Linked DNA regions of Homo sapiens: region 1 is linked to region 2. Evidence: read pairs that join two places in POLR2A ChIA-PET (ENCODE). Cell type or tissue: MCF 10A. All regions are shown on one strand. Links, peaks and the distances in the headings refer to the core of each region. The heading gives the core; the rest is flanking DNA. Region 1 has its middle 5.5 kb from the start of IGF2BP1. Region 2 overlaps UBE2Z (ubiquitin conjugating enzyme E2 Z).

What was found. ChIA-PET counts read pairs that join two places held together with the same protein. Peaks named below come from ENCODE experiments on the same cell type or tissue, not always from the same donor. Only the 100,000 strongest peaks of a DNase experiment are listed, where the experiment ranks them.
Region 1: POLR2A ChIA-PET joins it to region 2 with 5 read pairs; 17 of 35 experiments call an interaction of 5 or more read pairs at or near these places.

The regions. Positions count from the first base shown.
Region 1 is chr17:48,987,923-48,995,922 of GRCh38, reverse strand. No RefSeq gene overlaps it. Among named protein-coding and RNA genes, the nearest start is that of IGF2BP1, 5.5 kb to the left of the region's middle. In MCF 10A, for the core only: no CTCF peak of the experiment used is centred there; no DNase peak of the experiment used is centred there.
Region 2 is chr17:48,912,645-48,923,037 of GRCh38, reverse strand. It overlaps UBE2Z (ubiquitin conjugating enzyme E2 Z), which reads right to left. Exons shown (of 7, transcript NM_023079.5): 3 at 10,017-10,204; 4 at 6,851-6,962; 5 at 1,766-1,878; 6 at 101-191. Among named protein-coding and RNA genes, the nearest start is that of UBE2Z, 9.4 kb to the right of the region's middle. RefSeq lists an enhancer at 6,876-7,215. In MCF 10A, for the core only: no CTCF peak of the experiment used is centred there; a DNase peak (open chromatin) is centred at 7,057.

The DNA.
Region 1 (8,000 bases), core at 1-8,000, 75 kb before region 2:
TGGGATGGCGCCAGGGGTGGCCGAGAGCGCGGCCCGGAGACCCTGGAACCCCCTCGCCCAGGGAACGGGGAAAAAGGAGGGGTCGACCCCCAGAAATTCTGGAATCCCCTTGAACAGGGCGAAAACTGGGGTGTTACTCCGGACTCTGTGGGAGGGAGGATAATTCTAGCGGGGGCACGCGTGCTGGGAGGGCAGGTGAGGAAGGGGGTCACTCCCCTTCCCCAGTCCCCGACCCCATTGTCTCAGTCGCCTGCGGCCCGGGCCGACTCCGCAACACGTGTTGACTACACCGATATGAATGCCTTGAATTTTTTTTATTGTTATTATTTTTCGTTTGCAGAGTCTGAGCTGACTCCGACTTTGGCTCACCGCTCTGCGGCCGGACGATTGTATGCCATTCAAAAAGTCGGGAGTTGAAAGACAGCACGCAGCACCTTTGTCCCCCTCCCCGTTTTCCCGGCGCGCTGAAAAGAAATGGGGCTGGGACTTAGGGGCGGGGGAGGGCTTCCAACTCGGTTTCTCTATATCCTCCACCACCTTAGAGCCCACCCTCCCCAATGAGCGTTTTGTTCTACCCAGCCACGTGTTTGTCGGATTTTTGTTTTTGTGATTTTTTTTTCCCATGGAACAACAAGAATTAAAGTACTAGGAGCTATTTGTTGTTGAGTAGAAAGAGAATATTTTCTGTCCAAGAAGGTGGGAGACATCTGTGTCTCACCCCCACACACACACCTCCGACCCTCCCCCCTTATCTGACTCTTAATACTTAGCTGTTGGTCACAAGCATTATTTTTAAACAAACCAATGAGTAGGAAACAGGCATGCCACATAGTAGGCACTCAATAAACATTTTTTTAAATGAAAAACAAGCTAATACAAACAGCACAGCAAAGAGAATTGATGAAAATTAGAGTCCAGGGGGGAAAAAATTATCTTGGCCAGAACGTGTGGCTCTGTTGCCCGGGAACTTTTCTTGGTGATGTGTGTAGACTTTTGAAAGGGCTAAAAGATGGTCTCAAAAAGGCTGTTGTATTTCTTGGCCTTTTCCTAAAGAGGAGCCCCAATCTCCTTAAATCTTTTCTGTTATATTGGGGAACAAGGAGGAGGGCAACTAGGCAGATCATCCCAGTTCCCAGAAACTTTAAGTGCTGTTTCTTTCATTTAATTTGAATCTTTAGGTGCTAATAAAAGCACTTCTCAGATTGTCTCCCTGGGGGACATATCCACTACTCTGCCTCTGTATGCCTAAAACAAAAGCAAGTTACACCCCATAAAAATCTCCATCCAGACCTCTAAACTCCTATAAAATGCAGTCCACTTTTTACTATCCTAGAGTCAATGGGAAACAACATTTTTAAAAATAATCAGTGAATTCAGTTCACTTTCAGGTTGATTTTTTTCCATGTAAAAATATACTAACTAAATGTTAGCTGAAATCAGTTTTAATGTATTTAAGATAACGTTAGAAGAGAATATATAAATTTCACTTGAACAATCTGCTATTTTTAAATCCTTTTAAATATTTAATTAAAAATTACCAATAATTGCTAAATTGAAACTGATTAGTTCTTTTTAAAAAATCAGCTGTTTTACTGAATTCTAATCCTCTCCACCCCCCAAAAAAAGGCTTATGTGTGTATAGTCAGAAGCTGCAAAGGCTGCAAGAATACAAGAGAGGAGACAACAGGGGTGAGATACAGATCTTTTTAGCCCCCAAATCAGTTTTGCCTTAGTGACCTGGCTATTTTAGGCTGGGGTTGGGGGAACTAAATCACATTGATTGGTGTTTCATCTCTCCCTTTTGAATGAGCCCAGCACTCACATTAAGGGTTATTTCTTATCTAGACTGACATTCCTAGGTTAGGGATAAAAATGGGCAGACTTGAGGTACCATAACTTTTCATCTTTCTTTTCTTTGTTTTTGTTAACATTAAAGATTACTATCAAATATTGTATTTATTTTCAATTTTTTTTCTACATTGCTTCTTTGGGACAGATAAATCTTTAGTGCAGAGTTACACTTGTGTAAGAGTTAAAAATATAGCTACAGGATTAAATGGTTTTTTCTTTAATAATTATCCTTTATAATACATATCGTATATAATATATATTGTATATTCTACATAGTAATATTAATACTGTTATACCTCTTCCTCTTCTTGTTCTCCTCCTCTTCCTCCTCTTCTTTATTTTTTCCTGGAGAACAGTTTGGTCTAGTTATGGAATTTAATTATCTGAATTCAGAAACACTGACATTTGACTCCATTTTAAAGATAGGATAATAATCCATTTTCCTCCAATGTGAATATACAAATACATGCAGAGAGGAAAAAAAAAGTTTGAGAGAATAAACCAACTTTTTTAAAGATGAAAATAAAAGAATATTTTTCTTGGAGAAATAAGCCAAGTTAAAAAAAGGAAAGACAAAAAGGAAAGAAAAAAGTTTAAAAAAATGAAAAAAGAAAAAATAGAAAAATTAAAAATCAATAATTTCACTTGTCATAGAAAATTAATTTTACTTGTAAATGTTTATTTTTCAGCATTTGTCCATTTATAATGGTTTAAAATTTATCATTTTTATATCTTAATTTTTCACTTGCATTTGTACCATAAATATTTCCCCAGGCTGCCTCCAAGTTTTCATAACTATCATTTTAATTCAGTCCAGTTATATGTGTAAATTATTAATCATAATATTTAGATATACATTTCATCAAATTTTTTACTTTTGTAAACAGTGCTGAACAGATATTCTGGTGAATATAAATTTTTCCTTTTTGGGGTTAGCTCCTTTGCATAAATCCCCAGAATATATATTGCATTTTAAATCTAACACTTACTGACTCTTCTATTTTTAAAGTGTAGCATGTTTTACAAAAGAAAGAACAAAACAAATGGAAAGCAGCTAGGAGGGAAATACATTAAAATACAATTTATTTTCTAATGAATCCATCAATTTTGGAATAAAATTACGGTTGCTATAAAATACAGAAAAAGGAAAGCTCACATTTCCTGATATATTGCTGCTTTAACCTCAAAGTTTTTAGAGGAATTTGTTTTTTGTTTGGTTGGTTTTTATTTTATTTATTTACTTTTGTTGTTGCTTGCTTGTTTTTTTACTGTTACTACTTTAGGATGTTTTGTTTCTTCCTGCAACTTAAAGTCTTAGTGTGGTTCTTTTAAATGCCTATAAACTTTAAGAAAGTGTAAATTAGTTCCAGTTTAAAAGCACATGCAGCTTTTTCTCCTGTCAAATAAATAAGGATAAGTATGTGTTTAGGATATCTCATAAAATGTAAGCAAACTGTAAGCAGAAAAGGAAATTTTTCTCCTTCAAATTATCGTTCATTCAAAAGTGTTCAGTGTTTAAGACCTGAGAAAGAAATGTATTTATTCCAGAGATAGAAGAGGCTCAAGGGGAAAAAAGAACTTTAAGGACAATCGTTTGTTTTTCTGTGGGTCACACAGTGTGTTTGACAAAACCTCTCAATTTTTTGTTTTGGTTCAGGTTTACAATGTAGAAACTTTTAGGTAAGGAGGGGATCATTTATTTTATTAACTTTAAAAATAGATGTTTTCAAATTCATTTTGTTAGTAAACTACTCCACCCAACCTCTATTAATACATGTAGAAGAAATGGTCAATAACATGCTTCACATTACATTCTTATTACCTTTTGTAATTTTTTTTATTCCAAAGTCATTTGATCAAAAGATAATGTACGATCTTGTTTAGTTCCTACAGCACAAAACACAAAATAGATCACTGATTGATTTGGGGGGGGATTGTATAATTCAAGAAAAGACAAGGAAAAAATGTTATTTTTCAAAATAAATTGTAAAAAGCAACAAAAGAGAAGGAATCCATATATAAATATTAAGGTGGAAACAGTAATGAGACAATTTTGTACTTGAAATCAACATATCTTCTAAATATTTAAATTATTTTAATTCGAAATTAATCAGTTACATGTCAAACTTCATGAAGTTTCCATTTTAGCTACACAACATCTATACATTTTAAGACTAAAAGAATTTTTTAACTCAGCAAATTATTTTCGTTTGCTTTTCTAAAAATTTTACCCCTAATGATGAGATTAACTGACTACTCCTGTTTAGGATTTTTTTTCAGGAGCTGCCACAAATATTTCAGTTACTAGGGATAATGCTGCTATGTTGGGGTTTTTTGTTGTTTTAAATTTTAAAAATTAAGAAATATTATTTCACTAGTATTTCATCACCAAAAAATTAATTTAAAACAGTTCAATCTGTCTTCATGTACAAACCAGATTTACAAAGAAAAGAGACTCAGCCTAATAGTATGGCATTTTTGTTTTAAATGGTTGTTTGACTAAACTGAGACACAATTCTAAAAGTGACTCCTAATTTTCATGAGTTAACAATCTAGAGAGAATTTTGGTTCACCCAACTCTCCTATAAACACCTCCACCTTTTTTTTTTTAAAGAATTATTATCAACACAACTTAATTTCCACTCTTAAACACAATCTGAAAATATTTGGTGAGCATTTATATAATAAATTATTGAGTACATTCTTATAATTTTCTTTTCATTTCTAAAATGTGTTTATAAAGTGTATAGGGAAAGAATTCAGAGTTATTTCTAAATTGCTTTAAAATGAGGTTCCTGACCCATCTTTTTTCCTACCTTCCTCTTCCTCCCTGCCCCTCCCCCTGCCCCTGCCCCTCCCCTCTCTCTTCCTCCCCCTCTCCTTTTGTTCCTCCATTTTTCTTCCCGCTCCGGACACTGTCAGTTCCTTTCCTCCTCCCCCTTTACCTTTACCCTCTTTTCAATTTTTCTTTTTCTTTGTTGCTTCTCTTTACCCTTTTATTATTCTCCTGCTCCTCTGCCCCTCAACTGATTTGTTCCTTCTCTTAAATCAATATACCTAACCAAACTTTCTGTCCTTTTTCTTCTCCCTCTCCCACTATCACTAACTTGTTCTCATTCAAACTTACTTCTAGTGAAAGGGAAGGATGCAGAGATGCTTGAATTATTTTATACACCAAAAGGGGAAACTTGTTACATTTTTTAGGAGAACCTCAGGATGATTCAGTTCCCAGAACAACTCCGCTCCAGTATTCCCAGTTTTTATTGGCTGAACATTCATCAGACACTTTGACATTTTTGTGTCATTTTTCCATGTCCTACTTTGCTTATAACTAAATTTGTAATTAGCATTTTATGACCAAATCCTTGAGGGCAAAGCCTCTGTATCACCCAGGGTGTCTAACAGTGCTGACAGTAAAAATCTACTGAATAAGTATATTTGATACTATCTGAGAAGATGTGATCATTGTGATCAGATAAGATGCTGTTTTCAGCCTGTAAGCGCCTTTTTCTTTTAAATAAATACAACACAATCAGATGAAATACAGATAAATGTAGTCATTTAAAAGGATAATTGGTCTATATCAAAAATAGCAACCAAGGGGCATCTCTGAGCTTGAGCTTGTTGCTCCCTGGTTCTGTTCCCATGACAGTTTTGTGCCCATGGCAGTTCTGTACCCAAGGTCAGCAACCGCTTTCCTCTGTGTCTGGTCACACCGGCTCAGAATTCTCAACTGAGGGCTTCAGGCAATCACAGCCACCATCAGAATTAATTACAGAGCCCTTTGCCATTCTGATATCCTCTAGTGCCCCACAGCCAGGATGACAGTCTTAAGGAGGTAACCCACATACACCTACTGCCAAGAGCTCTCTTAGGTTCTTCCTTCTGGGAATGTAACTAGCACCCCACTAACTACATACATAAAGATTTCTTATTTTGTATATCATCCAAAGCAAAAACGTTACCCCAAGACAGCCCTTCTCATTGGTCCCCAGGTCGTCTGTTATAGCCCCTCAGCCAGAGCAGATGTTCACCTAATGTCCTACCTGTCAATACAGCTATGAACACCCAAGGAGAAAGCAAACCAATTTTTATAGCAGGCTAAATTAAAACAAAAACTAAGCAGTTCATGAAAATAGTAAGGTTGCGTGTTTTTAAATATATTTATAATACTCATTACTAGCAAGAATATAGTGAAATAAACATTCCATATGGCTGTGTGGGAGGACAATTTTAAGGCAACAAGAACCTTTAAAAATTAATTTCTCTTTCACTTAGAAATTGCACTATTGAGTAACCTCTCTACAAAAAAATCCAGTATGTAAAAAAAAAAAAATTATTCAGCCTTAAACAGGAATGAAATTCTGATACCTACTGCAATATGGATGAACTTTGGAAACATGCTAAGTAAAATAAGCCAAAGCAAAAGGATAAATGGATGATTCGTAGTTGGTACAGAATTTCAATTTTGGATGAAAAAATTCATGAGATGGGTAGTGTAATGGTTGCATAACAGTGTGAATGTACTTAAAGCCACTGAATTTTATGCTTCAAATGGTTAAAATTGTAAATTTTATTATGTATATTTTATCTTTTTTTTTTTAAGAGACAGAATCTCACTGTCGCCCTGGCTGGAGTTCAGTGACACAATTAGAGCTAACTGTAGCCTTGATCTCCTGAGCTCAGGTGATCCTCCCACCCCAGCCTCCTGAGCAGCTGGGACTACAGGCAAGCTACCACTATGCCCAGCTCATTTTTATTTATTTATTTATTTATTTATTTATTTATTTATTTATTTCGTAGAGACCGGATCTCACTATATTGCCCAGGCTGGTCATGAACTCCTGGCACCAAGAGATCCTCCCACCTTGGCCTCCCAAAGTGTTGGGATTGCAGGCATGATATCATGATATTTTTAAAGGCAAAAAAAAAAAATTGGTTTAAAAAAATCTAAACAAACAAACAGGGTCGGGTGCGGTGGCTCACACCTGTAATCCCAGCACTTTGGGAGGCCGAGGCCGGTGGATCACATGAGGTCAGGAGTTCGAGACCAGCCTGACCAACATGGAGAAACTCTGTCTCTACTAAAAATACAAAAATTAGCCGGGCGTAGTGGTGCATGCCTGTAATCCCAGCTACTCGGGAGGCTGAGGTAGGAGAATTGCTTGAACCCAGGAGGCAGAGGTTGCAGTGAGCCGAGATTGTGCCATTGCACTCCAGCCTGGGCAACAAGAATGAAACTCCGACTCAAAAAACAAACAAACAAAACAATGAATAAAGATGTGTTATTAATAACCGTCAAAAAAAACTTTCAGCTGGGCAAGGTGGCTCATGCCTGTAATCCCCCCACTTTGGGAGGCTGAGGCCAGAGGAGCACTTGAGCCCACGAATTCGAGACCAGCATGGGAAACACAATGAGACCTCATTTCTACGAAAAATTTTAAAAATTAGCCGCGCTTGGGAGCTAGGCGCGGTGGCTCACGCCTGTAATCCCAGCACTCTGGGAGGCCGAGGTGGGCGGATCACGAGGTCAGGAGATCCAGACCATCCTGGCTGACACGGTGAAACCCCGTCTCTACTAAAAATACAAAAAAATTAGCCAGGCGTGGTGGCGGGCGCCTGTAGTCCCAGCTACTCGGGAGGCTGAGGCAGGAGAATGGCGTGAACCCAGGAGGCGGAGCTTGCAGTGAGCAGAAATCGCGTCGCTGCACTCCAGCCTGGGCGACAGAGCAAGACTCCGTCTCAAAAAAAAAAATAAACAAACAACAATAAAAAAAAATTAGCCGGGCTTGGTGGCACATGCCTGTTGTCCCAGCTACTCGGGAGACTGAGGTGGAAGGATCGCTTGAGCCCAGGAGATCAAGGCTACAGTGAGCCGAGATGGGTGCCACTGCACTCCAGCTTAGGCAACAGAGTGAGATCCTGTCTAGAAAAAGAAAAAGAAAAAAGAAAGGAAGAAAAGTTTTAACAATATAAATATTAAAAGAGGAATATTCAAATAACTTCTAGCATAACCACTTGAAATATTACATTCCAAAGGGTTTAGAGAAATTTGAGAAAAAGTTTACAGAAAATGAACACAAAACAGTATTTGTGTTCATATAGTTCATATGATTGGAACCTTTTTAAAAAAAATTTAACTACACGTG
Region 2 (10,393 bases), core at 2,394-10,393:
AGCTGTGTCATTCTATGACAGCTGTCGATGCCACGCTTGTGGGGGGCTTTTACATGGCCAGCTGTAGGGCTTCTGCAATTAGCAGCAGGGGTTGTATTACCTGCATAGTTTGGCCTTGAAGGTGCAGGCGATCTTTGCAGGCCACCTCGTAGAAGTCGTAATACTCCAGAAAGGACTTCTCCATCACCCCTCTGGAAAACAAGCAGAAAAGTGTAAGTGAGAAACCCAGGGGTACAGGTCACCCCTTCCTTACCTAACCTTTTTTTTTTTTCAGATGGAGTCTTGCTCTGTAGCCCATGTTGGAGTGCAGTGGTGCAACCTCAGCTCACTGTGACCTCTGCCTCCCGGATTCATGCAATTCTCCTGCCTCAGCCTCCTGAGAAGCTGGGATTACAGGCATATGCCACCACGCCTGGCTAATTTTTGTTTTTAGTAGAGACGGGGTTTCACCATGTTGCCCAGGCTGGTCAGGAACTCCTGACCTCAACTGATCTGCCTGCGTCGGCCTCCCAAAGTGCTAGGACTACAGGCGCAAGCCACCACACCTGGCCTCTTTACCTAACCTTAATGCCAAATTAAATACCTACCATTCCCAAGTCCAGATCTGTTTTCTACAAAGATCTTTTCATTTTATTTATTTTTTATTTTTTTGAGACTGAGTCTCGCTCTTTTGCCCAGGCTGGAATACAGTGGCGCAATCTCGGCTCACTGCAACCTCCGCCTCCCAGGTTCAAGTGATTCTCATGCTTCAGCCTCCTGAGTAGCTGGGATTACAGGTGCGTGCCACCACACCCGGGTAATTTTTGTATTTTTAGTAAAGATGTGGTTTCACCATGTTGGTCAGGCTGGTCTTGAACTCCTGACCTGGTGATCTGCCTTCCTTGGCCTCCCAAAGTGCTGGGATTACAGTTCCTTTTGGAAAAAGGAACACCTAACTGCCCGTGGTTGACTTCCCCTACACATCAGGAATTATGAGTGTGACTGTAATATTCACCATTAGTTTTCTTTTTGAGGCAGGGTCTTGCTGTGTTACCCAGGCTGGAGTGCAGTGGTGTCATCACAGCTCACTGCAGCCTCAACCTCTTAGGCTCAAGCAATCCTCCCACCTCAGCCTCCTGACTGGCTGTGACTGCAGGAGCGTGCCATCACACCTGGCTAATTTTAAAATTTCTGTAGAGATGGGGTCTCCCTGTGTTGCCCAGGCTGGTCTCGAACTCTTGGGCTCAAGTGATCCTCCCGCCTCAGCCTCCCAAAGTACTAGGATTACAGGCGTGAGCCACCACCAAGCCAATACTCACCATTTGAATCCCAACTTCAACTCATGACTTGCTCCACCTCCATTGCTTTTCATCAGCCATCCCCAATCCCAAACCTTACTCAAAATTCTCCTAGAAGTTTATTTATTTAACCCTGACGTTGCTCATCCAGTTTTGGCACTTAAAAATAACTTCAGCACTAAGAAATGAGTCTTATTATGAAGTACTCTACACATTTGGCTGGAAAAAAGTACGTCCAAGCCTTCATCAAACTGGAAGCTCCCTGAGCGTGTGGACTGCCTCTCCCAAAGGCATGGCATTCTCCAACAACAGAGTAGCTCTCTGAACTTCCTCTTGGGTAACCCTCAGCCACTTGTTCTTTAAAAGCAGGAACCACATCTTTCCTTCTTCTCTATCTCCCTCTGGTACCCAACACTGTACTCTGCCCCAAAGATGCCAACTACCCAAATGCCCGAAAGGAATACCAAGCAAGCCCGCTTGACACATACCGTAGGGGTTCAGGACAGGGACACTTTCCTTCCATCATGTCACAGACTGCAACTCTGATGGTCTCGTGCCGGATACATTCATTATAGTTTTTGCTGTCTCCTGGATGTCTCTCCTATAATGTAACAGATGCCAGAGTATTCCAAAAATTAAGCAAAAAGAAAACCAATGGGAAGGGACTTCAAGATTAGTATGGGGTATGTCAGCCAGTCACACAAACTAAAAAGATACCTTTCCCACTGTATGGCAGATCCATGAAGAGCAACCACACCTTTATTTTTGACACCATTCACCTCCACCACCCTCCAAATATACCAACAGGTTACAGGTCATTTGGCCTATCACCAGCAAACTAGATCCATCATATTTTCCTGAATGTGAAGTGAAAGGTCTATCAAGTAAAGATTATGTGGGAAATAACCAAACATAAGAATGATGGTAGGGTTGCTAAGCCTGGTGGCATAAACTAATAGTCCCAGCTACTCAGGAAGCCAAGGTGTGAGGATCACTTGAGCCCAAGAGTTTGGGTTCAGCCTAGACAACAAAGTAAGTTCCTGTTTTTTCAGTTTTTCTTTTTGGAGACAGGGTCTTTGCTGTTGCCCAGGCTGGAGTGCAGCGGCACCATCACAGCTAACTGCAGCCTTGACTTCCTGGGCTCCAGCAATCCTCAAACTCCTGGGCTCTAGCGATCCTCCCACCTCAGCCTCCTGAGTAGCTGGGACTAAAGACATTCGTCACCATGGTGGGCCCCGAGTTTTTATTTTTTATTATTTATTTGTTTTTTTGAGTTTTGCTCGTCACCCAGGCTGGAGTGCAATGGCACGATCTCAGCTCACTGCAACCTCCGCCTCCTGGGTTCAAGCGATTCTCCTGTCTCAAGCCTTCCAAGTAGCTGGGATTACAGGCGCCTGTCACCACGCCCAGCTAGTTTTTGTATTTTTTAGTAGAGACAGTGTTTCACCACGTTGGCCAGGCTGGTCCTGAACGCCTGACCTCAGGTAATCCACCTGCCTCAGCCTTCCAAAGCGCTGGGATTACAGGCATGAGCCACCGCACCCGGCTTGTCTTTTATTTAAAAAATTTTTAAGAGGCAGGCTCTTGCTTTGTCATCCAGGCTGGAGAGTGGTGGCATGATCAGAGGTTACTGCTGCCTCGAATTCCTGGGCTCAAGCGATGCTCCTCTCCTCAGCTTCCCAAGTAGCTGGGACTCAAGGCACATGTCACAATGCCCAGCTATTTTTTTAAAAAAGTTTTTCGGTAGAGACAAGGTCTCACTACGTTGCCCAGGCTGGGAAACACTTGTCTCTTTAGGGGGAGAAAAAAAAAAGACAGAAAGAATGATGGTGGGACAAAAAGGTATAAATGAAGTGAAGAGTCTCAGTGTAGAAAACCTTCAGGCATCAACAAGTAAAGGATGCTTCCTGGTTAACCCCTTTACCTGTTATATGTCTCTAGGGTCCCACCATCATTGAACCAATTATTATAAATCAGAAGTAGGGCTGGGCCCGATGGCTCATGCCTGTACTCCCGACACTTTGGGAAGCCGATGCAGGCGGATCGCTTGAGTTCAGGAGTTCAGGATCAGCATTGGCAACATGGTGAGATCCCGTCTCTATAAAAAATACAAAAATTAGCTGGGCATTGGTGGTGTGCACCTGTCGTCCCAGCTACTCAGAAGGCTGAGGTGAGAGGATGGCTAAAGCCCAGGAGTTCGAGGCTTCAGTGAGCTATGACTGTGCCACTGTACTCCAGCCTGGGTGACAAAGCAAGACTTTGTCTCAAAGAAATAGTACAATTAGAAATAAATCTATCAGAAGCTTCGAAAGATAAACTTCAACTTTGGTCTAGAAAGCCAATATAAACAGGGTCTCACTATGGTGTGAATAGAAGGGGAGTATGGCCTCTACTCCTTTAATTTTTCCTGTGCTCTTCTCCTCTTACCACCAACCCCAGTCAATTAGAGCCCTGGCCTCTGATAAAAATAGCTGATGGGCCAGGCGCGGTAGCTCACACCTGTAATCCCAGCACTTTGGGAGGCCGAGGCAGGTGGATCATAAGGTCAGGAGGTGGAGACCAGCCTGGCCAAAACAGTGAAACCCCGTCTCTACTAAAAATACAAAAATCAGCTGGGTGTGGTGGTGTGTGCCTGTAAATAAATAAAAAATAAATAAATAAATAAAATAAAAACAACTGCAAGTCATTCTGGAAGTAAAAAATAAAAAACACAAGGCTGGGCATGGTGGCTCACACCTGTAATCCCAGCACTTTGGGAGGCGGACGTGGGCAGACTGCTTGAGGCCATATGTTCAAGACAAGCCTGGCCAACAGGGCGAAACCCCATCTCTACTACAAATACAAAAATTAGCCAGGCGTCATGGTGTGTGCCTGTAATCCCAGCTACTTGGGAGGCTGAGGTACTAGAATCGCTTGAACCTGGGAGGCAGAGGTTGCAGTGAGCTGAGATCACACCACTGCACTCCAGCCTGGGTGACAGAGTGAGAGTCTGCCTCCAAAAAAAAAAAAAAAAAGACAAGACCTAAAAATCAGCTCCTGCTAATGAGGTCTATTTCAATTAGACTCTCCTCCTGAAATGAATGTTTGGAGAAAGGATGGGTTAGGAAATAATTTTTGTTAACTTTTGAGGCCAGACTCTGTGGCTCACACCTGTGATCCTACCACTTTGTGAGGCCGAGGCAGGCTGATCACCTAAGGTCAGGAGTTCAAGACCAGCTGGCCAACATGGTGAAACGCCACCTCTACTAAAAATACAAAAATTAGCCAGGCGTGGTGGTGTGCGCCTGTAGTCCCAGCTACTCAGGAGGCTGAGGCAGGAGAATTGCTTGACCCTGGGAGGTGGAGGCTGCAGTGAGCCGAGATCACACCACTGCACTCCAGCCTGAGTGATGGAGTGAGACTCTGTCTCAAAAAAAATTTTTATTTTTCATTTTTGAAAGGCATTTTATTATCCTTTGTTCAGGTCTATAGAGGAAGAATCAAAGTTGGTGTCATATGTAATAGTTTAAAAATAAATTAAGTTGGCCAGGCATGGTTGCTCACGCCTGTAATCCCAGCACTTTCAGAGGCCAAGGCGAGTGGATCACCTGAGGTCCGAAATTCGAAACCAGCCTGGCCAAGATGGTGAAACCCCTTCTCTACTAAAAATACAAAAAATTAGCCAGGTGTGGTGGTGCGTGCCCGTAATCCCAGCTACTCGGGAGGCTGAGGCAGAGGAATCACTTGAACCTGGGAGGCAGAAGTTGCTGTGAGCCGAGATTGTGCCATTACACTCCAGCCTGGGTAACAATAGTGAAACTCTGTCTCAAAAAATAAATAAATTAATTAAGCTGTTCTAATCACCTATCCGGAATCATTTTCTTTTGGGACTATCACTGGAACTTTTTCCCGTGCTCATGAGTAATTCAGGAAGGCACATCGGAAGAGTGGGAGAAGTTGGGCTCCAATGTAAGTCTGGGGTCCTATCCTGATCTGTGTGTCTTTGTGAAAGTTAATTAACCTCTCTGAGGCAACATTATTTCACTTGAAAATGGGAATAACCATATTTAACCTCACATAGTATGAAGGTTAAACAAGAAATTATATATAAAAACTTGGTAGTGTCCAGCACAGAGCATGCTCTTGGAAAAATGTGAGTTTTCTCCACCTTCTCGTTGGCACTGTTAACTCAAAAAGTCTTGCCCGGGACTCCTAATGACTAGCTCCTTTGACTCTGCAGGTAACAGTCCTTCATAACCCCAGAAGAACAGCTGGCTGGGTAGTAGTCCCTACAGAGCAACTTTAGGGGATGCTGAGAATATAGGCACATAGAACCCACTGGATGCCACAACCCCCAAAGCAGGTCAGAATTAATTTCCAAAGGAGTCCATTGACTTCCATGCTATAAAGGAATCCAAGTCACATACTTATTGTAACTCTCACAAATAAAAAAATTCATTATTATTATTATTTTTTTAAGACGGTGTCTCGCTCTGTCGCTCAGGCTGGAATGCAATGGCCCAATCTTGGCTCACTGTAAGCTCCACCACCTGGGTTCACGCCATTCTCCTGTCTCAGCCTCCGAGTAGCTGGGACTACAGGCGCCTGCCACCACACCCAGCTAATTTTTTGTATTTTTAGTACAGACTGGGTTTCACTGTGTTAGCCAGGATGATCTCAAACTTCTGACCTTGTGATCTGCCCGCCTCGGCCTCCCAAAGTGCTGGGATTACAGGTGTGAGCCACCGCGCCTGGCCATTATTATTTTTTTGGGGGTGGGGGGACCGAGTTTCGCTCCTTACCCAGGCTGGAGTGTAATGGCGTGATCTCAGCTCACTGCAACCTCTGCCTCCAGGGTTCAAGTGATCACACCCAGCTAATTTCTTTTATTTTTAGTAGAGACAGGTTTTCACCATGTTGGCCAGGCTGGTCTCAAACTTCTGACCAGTTAATTTTTAGTAGAGATGGGGTTTTACCAGGTTGGCCAGGCTGGTCTCAAACTCCTGACCTCAGGTGATCCACCTGCCTGCCTCAGCCTCCCAAAGTGCTGGGATTACAGGTGTGAGCCACAGTGGTCGGCAAAAAATTTCATTACTAAAAAACACGTGTCAATTCCCTTTTTTTCCCTATACCAACAAATGTAGTACATGGGGCTGTGCTAGGTCCAAAACAAAACAAAACAAAACAAAACAAAAAAAACCTCCCAAGCAGATCTCTTAAAACACTATTCTGGCTGGGCGCGGTGGCTCACGCCTGTAATCCCAGCACTCTGGGAGGCCGAGGCAGGCGGATCACCAGGTCAGGAGCTGGAGACCAGCCTGGCCAATATGGTGAAACCCCATCTCTACTAAAAATATAAAAATTAGCCAGGCATGGTGGTACACGCCTGTAGTCCCAGCTACTTGGGAGGCTGAGACAGAATGGCTTGAACCCGGGAGGCGGAGGTTGCAGTAAGCTGAGATTGCACCACTGCACTACAGCCTAGGTGACAGAGGAAGACTCTGTCTCAAAAAAAAAAAAAAACAAAAAAACCAACCAACCAAACAAACAAAAACAATAGTCTACACCCCAGAGCCAGGCCCATCTGGCCTTACCTGTTCAAAGCCGGGCTCATTGTGATAGGGGTTCTCAGTCATCAGGGACTGGATAGAGATGAGCACTGAGGAGATGCTCTGGGCTGGGCTCCAGGCAGGTCCAGTCCATGTACTGTAAACACATCAGAAGGAATGGAGGGTGAGGCAGAGAAAGAATAGGGAACAAGTACCCTGGGGCCCGGCAACACCACCATAAGTGACTCACCATAAGTTTCTCTTTCACTATTAATACTCTGGAATTTCCCAGCCTCTGTCTCATGCTCATGTTCTGATTTCACCAGAAATCAGTCAATTGCCTAATCCTCAAATCAAGGGGGGGGGGCAAAAGAACAGGTAATAGCAAGCTATGTAACTTTGAAGGGATTTTCTTTGTACTAGAAACAGTTACGACAATCAAAACAAAAGAAATTAGGTAAGCAATTAGCTCCAAAGTTGTCTAAATGTTAATCTCCGTGGATCTCAAAGAGCTTGTTTATGGGTGGTGATGGAGTTAGTGAGGGGAGAGGGAAGTTGAGCATAAAGGGACACAGGTGACTGAAGCCATCTGGTTAGAGGCCATGTGGTGGGGCTATTGGGGATCCAGTTCTGTATCAAACCCCCAAGGAGTGTCAAATTCTCTTAAGACTACACAACTCTTCCAAAGAACAGGAAGAGAATAAGGGGTGCTTCCAGACAGTGGAAGGTCTGAAAATAATATATGGAAAACGTCAAATACCAAAATTGCTCCTCTCTTTCATAAACCCAACCAAGTATTAGGGGGAGGGGACAGCTTGGATGTTAATGACATTTATTTTTAGCTCAATTAATTGAAGAGATGGCACCGGAGCTGGAAGCCGAACACAACCTAAGCCAGGACTGGCTTGTTCAAGTTGACTGCCTGCTTCTGTTTCCCTGCTGTACTTGAGGAAAGCCCAAGTCAGTAATGCCTAATAGTAACTTCACTGGGGACTGCTCTTAAGTGCCTCTATCTTTTCAGCTTTGCTCCCCCAGGAACTCTAGACCTACTGCTCTCTGAAGCTTTACAACAGAGTCAACTCTCGTTAAATTTCTTTTGTCAGTAAGTCAGCCCAACATTGTTTTCTAGGTAAAGAGGAAAAAAAAAACATGGCTGATAAAGCTAATACAGTCAACTAGGAACACCTAAGAATTTTCTTTTCTTTCTTTTTTGAGACAAAGTCTCCCTCTGTCACCCAGGCTGGAGTGCAGTGGCGTGATCTTGGCTCACTGCAACCTCTGCCTCCCAGGTTCAAGCAATTCTTGTGCCTCAGCCTCCCGAGTAGCTGGGACTAGAGGCATGCGCCACCATGCCTGGCTAATTTTTGTATTTTTAGTAGAGACGGGGTTTCGCCAGGCTAGGCTGGTCTCGAACTCCTGACCTCAGGTGATCCACCCGCCTCGGCCTCCCAAAGTGCTGGGATTACAGGTGTGAGCCACCGCACCCGGCTGAAATTTTCTACTCTGTGATTCTTTATGGCAAATTTTCAATTTCAGGGCAGCTTCTCCTTTTCTACCTAACACACTTCTACTACTTTTACCCCACTGTCCTGTGGCTGGTATCTCAAAAGAGTTTTATATTGACCCAATGAGGGAGAGCCTACTTTGAGACACGCTTTCGCGAACAAATTTCATACAGAAGCAACGACTAAATTTCTTTATCATCATGGGTTTTAGCCTACCAGCAAAGACAATTAATTAAGTACCCTAACGAGATGAAGTACTTCTTTAAGGACAACCTCCTTTAAAAGACTTCTTCACTGCCAAAATCACAGCAGAACATATCCCTGGGTCTGAGCAAGTCCTAGAAAAATGAATCATGTCTCTAAGTTTATTTCAAATGCTGCTCTTCCCTCACACAAACCTGGAAACATGTTGGATAGCAGGAAAACAGAATAATCAGTTTGGGGGTACTTTCTCAACTTCAACCTGCACGTGTTCTCTGTCCCAGAGAAGTTCAGACCACTATAAAAACACCAATCCAAAATATGCGAGAAGATGTCCACACTGAGTTTTCAGCCCCCAAAGGCAACTAAAATGGGAACTCTATGAAGCAAAACCTCAGAAGCATCCAGAAAGAAGATGCACTAGAAACTCATTTCATATCTAATGTGATTTCCAATCTCAGACATTTGTCATTATTAAAATATTATAATCAGGTCAGGCATGGAGGCTCATGCCTGTAACCCCAGTGCTTTGGGAGCCACAAGAGGACGACTGCTTGAGGACAAGAATTCAAGACCAGCCTGGGCAACATAGTGAGATACCTGCCTCTACCAACAAAACAAAACAAAACAAAAACAAACAAAACAAAACAAAAATGAAACCATAATGATCACCACCACCACCACCGCCACTGCCTTCAAAGCAACTTATTGCAAGACTCAAATTAAGACACCCCAAATCTTGAATGGCACAGACCTGCAGCCTTTCTCAACCTGTTCAGGAGAGAAAATAAGGCCTTAACACCCCAAGAGAGTGGTTCTGAAACTGCAGTATGCACCACAATCATCTGGAGAGCTTGTAAAAAACAGATTTCTGGGCCGGGCACGGTGGCTCATGCCTCTAATCCCAGCACTTTGGGAGGCCAAGGTGAGTGGATGATGAGGTCAAGAGATCGAGACCATCCTGGCCAACATGGTGAAACTCCGTCTCTACTAAAGATACAAAAATTAGCTAGGTGTGGTGGTGCACGCCTGTAGCCCCAGCTACTTGGGAGACTGAGGCAGGAGAATCGCTTGAATCTGGGAGGCAGAGGTTGCAGTGAGCCAAGATCGTGCCACTGCACTCCAGCCTGGCGACAGAGCAAGACTCCGTCTCAAAACAAACAAAAAACAACAACCAAAAAAACCAGATTTTTGGCCCCAACCCCAGAGTTTCTTTTGTAGGTCTAAGATAGGGCCCCAGAAACTGCTCGGCTACAAGTTCCCAGATGCTCAGGGCCACACTCTTAAGAGAACCACTTCTCAAAGGTTACCACTGTAATAAATTAACTTCTCCCCTCTGCATCTAGAATGATACTAGTCACATACCATCCTGAGGAGATTTGAGAAGAGTCACTCAATCATTTTCTGTGTTCTGTAGTTCAGATGAGGGACTCCGGTTGATAAAGGCTGACCTAGAGTAATTATCTGCTAACAACCGACTTGGCTACTTAAAAGTCTCCTCTTACCCTAGAATACTCAAGCAGACTTTCCCATTGCGGTAGAAGTTGGGGTTAAACCTCACTGTGTTATTGCCCGTTGTCATCAGTTTGACCCGAGGTGGGTGGATGGGATAGTCGGGCGGACACCGAAACACGAACAGGAAGAAACCCCCTTCATAAGGAGTGTCAAATGGGCCTGTGATCAATGCATGAATCTGCAAAATAAAACCCCATCTCAAAATTGTGAGGTGATGACCCACCCCAAGCCCTCCTGGCTACCCTCCACCTACTACCCACACCAGAAGCAGAGTCCATAATCTGGTACACATGTTCTATATCCTCACCATGCAGAAGGAACATCCTGTATTCACTCATACTAATACGTAGGTTTGGAATTTTAAGAA